Regions from separate parts of the Homo sapiens genome. Here region 1 is linked to region 2. Evidence: chromatin contacts called from ENCODE Hi-C or POLR2A ChIA-PET data. All regions are on one chromosome and are shown on one strand. Each heading gives the region's core, a stretch centred on a gene start or an enhancer-like site at or near the end of the contact. The rest is flanking DNA. Distances are from core to core; before and after follow the strand shown. Region 1 overlaps FHIT (fragile histidine triad diadenosine triphosphatase). Region 2 overlaps CFAP20DC-DT (CFAP20DC divergent transcript).

Region 1 (5,472 bases), core at 215-2,714, 110 kb before region 2:
AGTGAAGTAACTCAGGAATAGAAAACCAAACATTGTATGTTCTCAGTCATATGTGGGAGCTAAGCTATGAGGATGCAAAGGCATAAGAATAATACAATGGACTTTGGAGACTCGGGGGAAAGCATTGGTGGGGGTGAGGGATAAAAGACTCAAATTGGGTTCAGTGTATACTGTTCAGGTGTTGGGTGCACCAAAATCTCACAAATCACCACTGAAGAACTTGCTCATGTAACCGAATACCACTTGTTCCCCCAAAAACCTATGGAAATAAAAAAATTAAAAATAAATATATCACTAAATGCAGATCATTTATATATTTTTTTTAAAAAAAAACTCTAAGAACCAGGAGCAGAAGGAAACAGTTGTAATCTTGGCACTAGATGCTTTGGTGGCTGGCACATGGTGGGGCATCAGCAGGACTGGTTGAATGGCTGCTGGGTAAGCACTGGTATTGAATGCTGCACTGGTAAGCCAGTCTTGTTTACACTACCAGGCACTGTTGGAGCAACTGAGGGAGAACTCTGCAAGGCAGAGGTGATTCCAGTTAGCATCCCATCTGCTCTGTGAGAGAATCATATTGCATTTCCCAGGGGGTGGGTTTGAGGAAACCACATGAAGAGGCAAAACTGCAGCTGTCTCCTTGCAGATAATGGGTGTGGAGTGTTTTCTATGGAAGCCACCACAGGACACTGACAAGAGGCACCAAATCCTCAGAGCACTCTTTACCCCGACATGAGCCCAACAAAGACCTCTTATAAAAGCCAACATCAGTTGCTTCTGCTTTCACAAATATTATCATGTTTGTTTTCTTCTACTCTTCTGATTGCTCCTTCTCAGGTTTATTCCTTTGCCAGTCCTTTAACTGTTGGGGTTTCTCAGAATTTCTTCCTCAAATATCTTGCCTCTATGTTTTTCCCTCTTTGGTCTGGTCTGCTCACCTGAAACCTGCTCTCATCTCCAAGATGGTGGCGCTCAAGCTTGACCTCCAGCCCCACCTCTCTCCTGAATATTAGACTCATATTTCCAACTGCTTCCTGGACACCTTTATCTGCACTTTGAATTCAGAAAGTCCCTAATTCGAATCTTACTCACCTTCCCATAAACATCTTCTTTCCTTTCATGACACTCATCTTGGTTAATGACAATCACCCAAGCCTCCAAGTTGGAAATATGAAACTGGTAACTTCTGTTTCTCATACTTTTATCCATTCAGTCAGTCACAACTTCTGTGCTTCTGCCTGTGTTGTGTCTCGCACATTGTTCTTTTCTCTTGCCCTGACTCAGACCCCCATCACCACCACCACTCTAAATTGTCTTCCTTCCCCACCCTCTGTGTGACCATAGGGATCTTTCCAAAGCAGAGGTCTGCAAACATTTGCAAGGTACCCAGTGACAAATATGTTAGGCTTTGTGAGTCATGAGATCTCTGTTGAAACTACTCAGCTCTGCCACTTTAGCACTAAAGCAGCCAAAGACAATATATAAACAAACGAGCATTGCTGTGTTCCAATAAAACTTTATTTATAATAATAGGTGGCAGGTCTGATTTGGTTCATGGGATGTAGTTTGTCCCATCCTGTTCTAAATCGTGAGACATTTTTCTCACCTACACATCAGTAACTCTTCTTTGCTAAGGGTAGCCAATCTTAGCCCTAGCTTTGAATCAGAATCACCATGGTGCCCTGGGGCCTAGGCATGTGTAAGTTGTTGTAGTACCTGGTACTAAGTTGTTCACTGTACATGCCCACTGGTCTGACAGCTGAGGATATGTTGGCCCAAAGAGGATGATCATTTGCCGAAGATTACCTGGACATTAGTAGTATTGTTGGACTAAAATCCAAGTCCTGGGTTCTTTGTACTTCTCTAGGCTAGATTAGCTAGTAAATGTTGAAAATGAAACCTTGGTTCTCAGCAAATTAACAGGCAAGGTATATATTCATTGTCTTAGTCCATTCCTGTTTCTACAATAAAATACCTTAGCCTGGGTAATTTAAAAAAGAAGTTTATTAGTCATAGTTCTGGAGCCTGGGAAGTCCAAGATCAAGGTGCCAGCGGATTGGGTTTCTGGTGAGGGCTTGCCCTCTGCTTCTGGCATGGAGTCTTCTTGTTGTGTCCTCACAGGAAGAAAGAGACAAACACTGTGTCCTCACATGGTGGAAGGGAGAAGGGACCAGAGTGCTTGCTTCAGTGTCTTTTATATAGGCACTAAGTCCATTCATGAGGGTAGAGCCCCCATGTCTTAATCACTTCCCCAAAGGCTCCTCTTAATACTGTCACATTGGGTCTTAAGTTCCAACATGAATTTTGAAGAGATACATTCAGACCGTAGCATCCATTAATAGAGGAATAGGTAAATAAATTATGAGGCATCTGTTCTATGGTATGATTCCATTTGTATAATGATGGTAACAACAAAAACAAGACATATGACTATGTATTTAGATGTGTGCAAATATACAGAAAAATGTCTGGAAGAACACGAGCCTGTCTGCTAATACGGCTACCTCCAGGGAGGGGACCAGGACTGGAGCAGGGTGGTCAAAGAGGTTATATTCTTATTTCTATTTTAACATTTTTCCTATACAAATAATTTCTAAAAATTAAATTTTTTTTCAAGAAAAAGAAAAATAGGGATATAGCACTGGTAATTGTCTCCACAAAGCAATATGAAGTACAGACAAACATATTGTCTCACGGAAAATAACTGAGAGACACAGTTGCTAAGATCAGGAATTTGTGGGACCTAATTTGGTCCAAACTAGGCAAGAACCTCGAGAAATTGGTATGTAATTTAGGTTTGTGTTACAGAAAAGAATTGGCAAAGACCATAAGAGCATAATGCTTTCCACAGTTAAATGTGAGCAACCTCCCCAAATCCAGAACTGTAAGAAAAGAACGGTTTCTTTGCTAACCCAGTAGGCCATATTGTTAACAGAAGTTGTATCCGATAAAAGATCTATGTTTAAACTATAAGATGCAACAGGAAAAAAGAAACACAGCATATGGAACTGTTTCTACACCACTTCAAGTCAACAGAGACAATATTTTAAAAATAACCAGGAGAATTCTCCAGGATGTTTCTTTTTATCTCTCTTCTCTGCATTGCGATTTTTACTGACTCTGACACAGAGTAGTCATTGCAAAAAATAAGAAGCCGAGGGCTAGTGTCATATCCATGCTGAAGAGGTGTTTAGTTTCTTTCATCAAGGGGCAGCTGGGAAGGAAAGCATTTCTGTGTGCCTTTGCCTTGGGGAAGACCTGTCTCCTAAGAACTCTGTGCATGTGATCTGCGCTGTTGAAGGAGAAATGGGTGAGCAGAAGTGACCGCACCCTGTAACTTCCTGTGTCCAGGAGAGCTGGCAGTCGGCCCGGTCTTCTGAGACATCCAGTAAAAATGAATCCCAGTTACATCTGCGGTGCTCACAGAAATAGATCTGCTGTATCTAATAAAAGCAAATGTTACTTTTTGTAAAGGGCTGCCGGGTCACATTCGGAATGGTAAACAAGTCCCCCAAAAAACTTATTTTTGAGGTAGAGACTGTGTAGATCACATTTTACCTCCTGGACTATTATTTACGTGTATCTTACTGTAAATGACTCAGGATTAAGGAGAAAAAAACACCATCTTCCTTTGAAGAGAAAGAAGGGAAGCTGGTGTTTCTAGCAGTCTCTGCGAAAGGTAGAGATTCCTTCCACATCCGTGAATTAACCCCACTTAGGAGTGGGCACCCTGCTATATTTCCATTCCCAAACCTTGCACACGCTGTGTTCTCGGGGAGGCTGAACAAGCTGTGGGTCTGAATTGCGTGTCTGGCTTGCACAGCCCCACGTGGGCCGAGGGGAGGTGGGCTGATTCATAATGAATGCTCCGGGTACTTAGAGTAGGGCAGAGTGCAGGGGACTGTTATTCTGCTTTGAAGTTTTCTGCCTCCCTCTTTGGAATGGATCAAAGGCCTCCTTTTTTTTTCTTTTTAGAATTCCTATAAGCTCTTAATACAGTGCTCTCCTCTCAGTTCCCCTCCTCTTCTATTGCAAATTCCTTTCCCACCAGCCTCAGAACCAGAAGTTGTGGGTGTCCACACAGTGGTCTCTATAGTTTCTCCCTCCCTTCCTCTCTTTCTTCCCCCCAGCCTCTCGTCCTTTGTTTTATCTTTCCTTTCTTTCTTTCTTTGGAGTGCCCCTGAAGCTCTCAGCCTCAGCTTAAGGAAAACAGCTAGTGGATCTCTGAAAGTGTTCTGCAGCTCATTTCTTGCTAGCAAAACAAGAAATATGAGAATGTTTTTTCTTCCCTTTTTTTAAAGAAGGAATCTGGATTGGAGAGATAACTGTTGTGAATAAAACAGGTGAAACTGACTTGACTAGTTGCTTTGGAAGCCGAAACGAATGTGAAACAAAGCTCTTCTGTGCCTTTAAAAGGCTGGAGGATGGTTTCTGAACTATTCCTATTGTAGCTTCTGAATTTGTTCTTCTTTTTCTTTTTTCTTTTCTTTCTTTCTTTCTTTTTTTTTTTTTTTTTTAGTGACGGGTGTTGCTCTGTCTCCCAGGGTGGAGTACAGTGGCACGATCAGAACTCATTATGCAGCCCCGACCTCCCGGCCTCAAGTGATCCTGCCTCAGCCTCCCTGATGTCATAGCCACAGCACAGGAAATCATACTAAAAGTGGTCCTCCTGTGCAATGCCAAGGGACAGTTCCACACACCCGTTTGGTGGATAGTCTTACATCCCAGATGGCTCTTGTTCCAACTGGTAATAACATGTAACATGTGAGCATGTTCTTTTGCCAATTGATTTTCTTCTGATCTTAGCAAATAACCTATCTGGGATAGCAAACCTGAGAAACAGGTACACTAACAACACACACAAACATTAAAATTACATTAAAATCTTAAAGCCTTAAGGCAACTAGTTTTTAGAAAACAGAGGATCTTATAGATGGTAATTTAGAAACTTAATGCAAAAACACCATCTGCTAAACCTCCTATCTACGAAGACGCTGGGGTCTGCGGAGAGCACAGCCTGTATCTGGAGTTAGCTCCATCTGCTTCTACCTGCTCCCTGGGAATCTTCTTCACTGAACAAAGGTCCACTTTTGTTTAGGTCCCACGAGTTTATACTGGTCTAGATCAAGATGCTATTCAAGAGTCTGTCCATCCCACCCTGGGTCTCTTGCTTAAGTCTCAGTCACTTCATTTGGAATATGCTGATTTTCTGAAGATCTCCAGAGGATTCATTCAGCAAATGTTTCCTGAGCATAAGACAATTTGCCATATCCTGAAGGGGACGTAAATGTGAGAAAAACAGGGAGTATGGTTCAAGAGAGGGGATAAGATCGTTCAAGGAGAGCAAAGTTGACATGGTGAGAGGGGTACAAAGACTGTGGAACTTTAGGGAATAGAAATCTCTCAGTTGATCTGGTAGGATAGGACTTGATTGTCTCTGCTCCTACCTTCTATTGTGAGTTCATGCTCCAC
Region 2 (5,494 bases), core at 2,743-5,242:
ATCCTCATTATGACCCCTCCATCTGGGTGGTTGGCTGCTGCTCTGGTTTGACTGTTTTTGCCCAAACTCACATTGAAATTTAATTGCCACTTAAATGGTATTAAGAGGTAGTAACTTTAACAGGTGATTAGGCCGCAAGGGCTCTGTCCTTTTGAATGAAGTTAATGCTGTTATCATGGGAGTGGGATCTTCATAAAAAGGTAAGTTTGGCCTACTTCCCTCTCTGTCTCCTGTGCTTGTTTCCACCTTCTACCCTTCCTCCAAGGGATGACCCTCACCAGATGTCAGTACCATGCTCTTGGACTTCCCAGCCTTCAGAACCATGAGCCAAATAAATTTCTGTTCTTTATAAATTATCCAATTCTGTGATAGCAGCAGAAAGTGGACTAAGACACCCACTTACAATGGACTTGGAGGTCTGAAATCCCCTCCAACCTTCACTGAGAGAGGTTAGGGATTTGTCCACAGGTGTATAAAGGGCAAAAGTTGAAATTCAACCTAAACTCCACATTTAGTTCACTTCTGAGAAAACTTTTGAGTACCTATTCCATCCACTGTGCTAACATATAGGGATTCCTCCCATACCAAATCTACCATTTACCTTTAGTATATCTCCAGATTCAGGAACTGTCCCTTTCTCTCTCCGTCCATCTCTCTGTTCTTGCTTCTGTAACACCACCCTGGGCCAAACCACCATCATTTCTTGCTGGACTTTGGTAGCAGCTCTTGGTTCCCTCTCTCATTTTTTATGCTTGTTTTCTTAAATTTGTCCTCTACACATTAGCCAGATTCTTACTGAGAGGTGTCAGCTAGAGTTCATCATTTTCTTACTTCAAACCTTTTAATGACTTTCTACTATACATTGAATAAAACCCACATGCCTGTCTATGGCATATAAGCATTTCCAGGACTTAGTGCCTGCTACTTCTTTAAGCCTCATTTTCTTCTTTCCTTGCCACATTTCCATTTTATTTGATGGCTTTTCCTTTTTAAGTCTCAAATACAATAAGCTGTATCCTGCCCCAGTTCCTTTACATTGGCTATTTTCCTCTGCCTGGAATGTTTCTATTCTTGTCTTAGGTGATTTTCTCTCAAGGCTTGGGTCTCAGCTGAAATTCTACCTCTTCCAAAAGGTTTCCTCTGTTCACTGAAGTAAGCCTCCTCCACAGCACTCCTGATGACTCTGATATTTATTCTATATCCCTAGACCTAGGAAAGGGGCATATAGTAAATTCTGTGTAAGAATAGGTACTAAATAAATAAGTGAAAAACTCACAATCTAACAGCAGTATAGCATTCTTTTCCATTCTAACAGCAGTATACCATTCTTATCCATTATCCCACAGCTGCCTTCATATATTAAATAGGAGGCAGACTTTGAGCACAAGACTTTTCCTAAAGGACAGAACAACTGCAAGACTAAATTTTTAAATTGTCCTTAGAATAACAAGTATTCCCATGCCTTTTCCCCAGGACTGAAAAGTCAACTGATACTTTCAAACTAAGTAGTATATCAATAAAGCAGACAAGCTCCTGGGCAATGGGAAGCATCCTATCTACCATTCTTCACTTGCTAAGAAAACCTCTAGGATTTCTAATGCAATCAGTATGCCAAAAAAGGAGGCTGATGGACAGAGAATGTAAGGGCATAAAAAGACATGATATTTATGGTGAAGGTGGTTCTAAAATCTATTTGTAGGCTTACCCGAAGGACAGGCTATGTGTGAATATCCAGATCTATTTCAAGGGGCATCCCAGAGTTCCCATTCATGGACTCTTTGCTGAGCTCTTTGCTGAATGAAATTCTTTCTAGGCTAAGAAAAGGCTGAAGCCTGAAGAAAAGGTTCCTCCTAATTTTTTTGCTCTGGCTGCATTGCTTTTTCATCAGCTGACTGCATGAGTGTGGAAAGCTCATCATTCCAGTCTTTGAGCCCAGGTAGCTGAAAACCCTTTATACTAAAATACAAAGCCAAATCCAGAGCTTTTTCTTCTGGACTTCTATTGGAGCCATACTCATCAACAGAGTACATCTTGTCCAACTGAAAGGCTAACCCACCTTCCCATTCCCCACCCCTTTGCACCACTTGAGTCAGTTTTGTGTGAACCGCTTTGAAAAAAATTCCCCAAGTTCTAGGTAGGATGCCTTGTTTAGTTTTTGCTACGGTGAAACCTCTCTAGACTTTAACAAGCTTCCAAGAGGCAGTGGTTTTATTTAAGACTCCTCAGAGGGTCCTGACTTACTCACAGTTCATGGCAGAAATGAAGGAAGAAGAAAGAAGAAAGAAGAAGAAGAATGAGAAGGAGGAAAAGGAGGAGAAGAGGAAGGAGGAGAGGGAGGAGAGGGAGGAGAGGGAGGAGAAGGAGGAGAAGGAGGAGGGGGAGGAGAAGAGGAGGAGGGGGCAGAGAAGAATAATTTGGACAAAAATATTTTATTGCTCCAATAGTGGCAGGTGTTTGAAACCCGACCTAATAGTTTAAGTTCTAAGGTTTCCAGAAGCGTTTCTATACATCATAGTTACTGAATTAAATATATGTGTGCAATGTGCTGTGGTCTTTTTATAACGTTATTTTAAGTCTGCTTTCCTTCATGTTGCAAATAAATACATAAAACCAGTTTGTGAGCATCAGGAAGGATCCATGGACAATGAGTTCTTGATTTTGCTATGTAGGGATGTTCTCTAGAACAAAGACAAAAACTAACCTCTGCTTTTTTGGAGATTTGCATATAGCCTTTTGGATAGCCCTGAATGCAAGAAAGTAAAATTACTTTTTTCAAAAAATTACTTGACTACCATGCAATAAGAAGTACTTCAAAGCCCCCATGCCTCCTCTTGTAGTGAACTGATTTTTCATGGGTAGTTGGTCTCCTGGGTATCACGAGTAGGTCTGGGGAAATGCTGCATATATTCATTTAAAATTGTCTCTGTGCTGATGGCTAAGAAAGTTCCCTGGGACTGATGCACTAGAGTGGTCTGCATAATTGAACACTGTGTCTGCAAATAAGACTAATAACCATAGTTGTTCAAATGATTACCATATCATAGATCTTAATAGTCTACCAGAAATGCTTCTGATGGTACTGCTTTTTTTAATTTTTTTCATGATCAGCTAACCTTACACAGGGCAGTTATCCATACAATTGGATTAGCCACTCACTTGTCTCTTGGCCATTTGCCTACTCGCCTCTTTTCTGAATCTAATTTCTCCACCTATAAAATGTGGAAATTGGACTAGATGACCTCTGAGGTTCTTGAAAGATCTGACCTTCTGGGTTTGGGATAATGAAAACATCCTCTTTCAGATACTCAATATGTATTGAAGGTCTGTGACCTGCCAAGGTTACCCAGCTTGTAAGAGGTAGAGCTGGTATTCTGAGTCTCCAAAGCCCTTAGTTTTAACCAGTATGCTTCTGTGTCCAAAGGAAAAATAGAGAGCAGAGCCACTCACTGGGAGAACCACCCAAAAGGTTTAGAGAAATATGTGCACATCCTGCTGTTAATTGGCCAAGTAGCATCCTGTTGTCAGTAGAGCTGAATGTGGAGCTCAGGAAACCAGTGAGCCACAGGTTTGGCTTTTGTGTTTGTTGATGAAATTCTCTGTGAAGGTTAGTTGTACAACCTTCTGACTACCATTTGATAAATAAAGATGAGTCTGCTAGATCCCCAAGAAATAGGGGAGACAGAGCCAACAACTTGGTATAACTCCCTCACCAACACCACCTTGCACATATGCACACACACATATGCACACACACACAGTGACAGCAGCAGCTCGGTATAGTACATCCAGGGGAGAGAATTATGTTTTATTTCAGTGATCTTAGTTAACACATCTTCGTGAAATGTGATGCCCAATGGGCACAAGTGAAATATTTCAATGCTCAACACTGCACTGAAGGAAGTCTCCTGTCATCAAAGCTATTTCAGCAACCTCTCAGTCCACACCACTTCCTCATGGCCACGGGACCTGGAGGGGGCTGGGTGGAATGCTCTGCAGGCAGAACAAGCCACAGCCTGGACTCCAGTTTCCTCCAGACCATGCCATCTGAGGCTGTGCTCCAGCTGCCGTTTCTGCTTGGCAGGGGCAAAGCTGAGTGATGAAGACCTCGAGTGTTAGTGTCTGGACCCAAATCATGGCTTCACTATTTTCTTTGCTTGGGGGTGGTACTTGATCTGTCTCAGTTTCCTGCTTTATAAAAGGAGGATAAATAATGGTAATAGCTTCAGTCAAAGGGCACTTATGAAGATGAATTGAGATTAACCATATCATAAGGGTTTAATTCTGTCCTTGGCAAATAATATGCACTATATTAGTTTCCTATGGCTGCTGTAACAAATTGCCACAAACTTGGTGGCTTAACACTGTACAAATTTACTATCTTTCAGCTTTGGAGGTCAGACATTTGAAATCAGTTTCACTGGGCTAAAGTCAAGGTATTGGCAGACCATCATTCCTTATGGAGGTTCTGGGAGAGAATCAGTTTCCTTGTCTTTTCCAACTTTCAGAGGCCACCTTTGTCACTTGGCTCATGGCCCGTCTTCTATCTTCAAAGTGCATCACTCCAACCTCTGCTTCTGTCATCCCATCTCTGTCTTCCACCTTTGACTCTCCTGCCTCCCTCTTATAATGCCCATGGTGTTTGCATCAGGCCCACCTGGATCATACAGGCTAATCTCCCCACTTCAAGATTCTCAGTCATAACCTCTAATGTTTCTTATGCCACGTAAGGTAACATATTCACAGGTTCCAGGGTTGAGGACGCGGACATCTCTTAGGGGCCACTATTCAGCCTACCCCATGCATGGAAACATAAGTTTTACGATTACGCTTATTCCTTTGTGCCCTTTTTCTTTCATTTAGATAAAATGCACATGTGGTAAACAGATAAATCTTAAAGGTAGAATTTATGAACGTTTACATTTTGAACCCCTCTAACCACCCCTCAAGTCAAGATGAGAACATTTACAGCTCCTTACACCCCTCCCCATCAATACCCTCCTCTACCCGGAGGTCATCCCTAGCCTTATGCTTATTTTCATTCATTACTTTTGCCTGTTCTTGGAGTCATAGGAACAGAATCATACTGTATTTGTTTTGTATCGGGCTTCTTTCACTCGATATAATGTCTGTGACTCAATCAGGTTGTGAAGTGCAGTAGTTTGTTCTTTTTGGCACCGTCTGATATTATGTTTAGCGTTTCCCTGTCTTGTCTATACATTCAGCACCTGACCATAAATATACTACTGTTTGATAGAGTTTGGCTGTGTCCCCATCCTAATCTCATCTTGAACTGTAGTTCCCATAATCCCCATGTGTTATAGGCACCTGGTGGGAGGTAACTGTATCATGGGAGCAGTTTTTTCCCCTGCTGTTCTCATTCTGGTGAATAAGTTTCATGAGATCTGATGGTTTTATAAAGGGCAGTTCCCTCGCACACGCTGTCTTACCTGCTGCCACGTAACATGTGCTTTTGCTCTTCCTTCACCTTTGCCAT

Evidence for each region. A loop is a pair of places that touch in the nucleus more often than their neighbours do. ChIA-PET counts read pairs that join two places held with the same protein, here RNA polymerase II (POLR2A). Pooled maps may share reads with other maps.
Region 1: a loop to region 2 is called in a map of heart right ventricle, with 2.2 times the contacts of the local background. The contact joins two enhancer-like sites. A Hi-C loop is called at or near these places in 1 of 168 maps with a recorded cell type or tissue (heart right ventricle) and 1 of 50 pooled maps. POLR2A ChIA-PET finds 5 or more read pairs at or near these places in 5 of 52 experiments (H1, PC-9, activated CD4-positive, alpha-beta T cell and 1 more).

The regions. Positions count from the first base shown.
Region 1 is chr3:59,816,608-59,822,079 of GRCh38, reverse strand. All of the region lies in intron 8 of FHIT (fragile histidine triad diadenosine triphosphatase), which reads left to right. Among named protein-coding and RNA genes, the nearest start is that of CFAP20DC-DT, 730 kb to the right of the region's middle. RefSeq lists an enhancer at 2,949-4,148. Within about 2 kb of position 1,464, at least 2 of the 41 ENCODE cell types and tissues checked have a DNase peak (open chromatin) inside an H3K27ac peak, as active enhancers do.
Region 2 is chr3:59,708,394-59,713,887 of GRCh38, reverse strand. All of the region lies in intron 6 of CFAP20DC-DT (CFAP20DC divergent transcript), which reads right to left. Among named protein-coding and RNA genes, the nearest start is that of CFAP20DC-DT, 620 kb to the right of the region's middle. Within about 2 kb of position 3,992, at least 2 of the 41 ENCODE cell types and tissues checked have a DNase peak (open chromatin) inside an H3K27ac peak, as active enhancers do.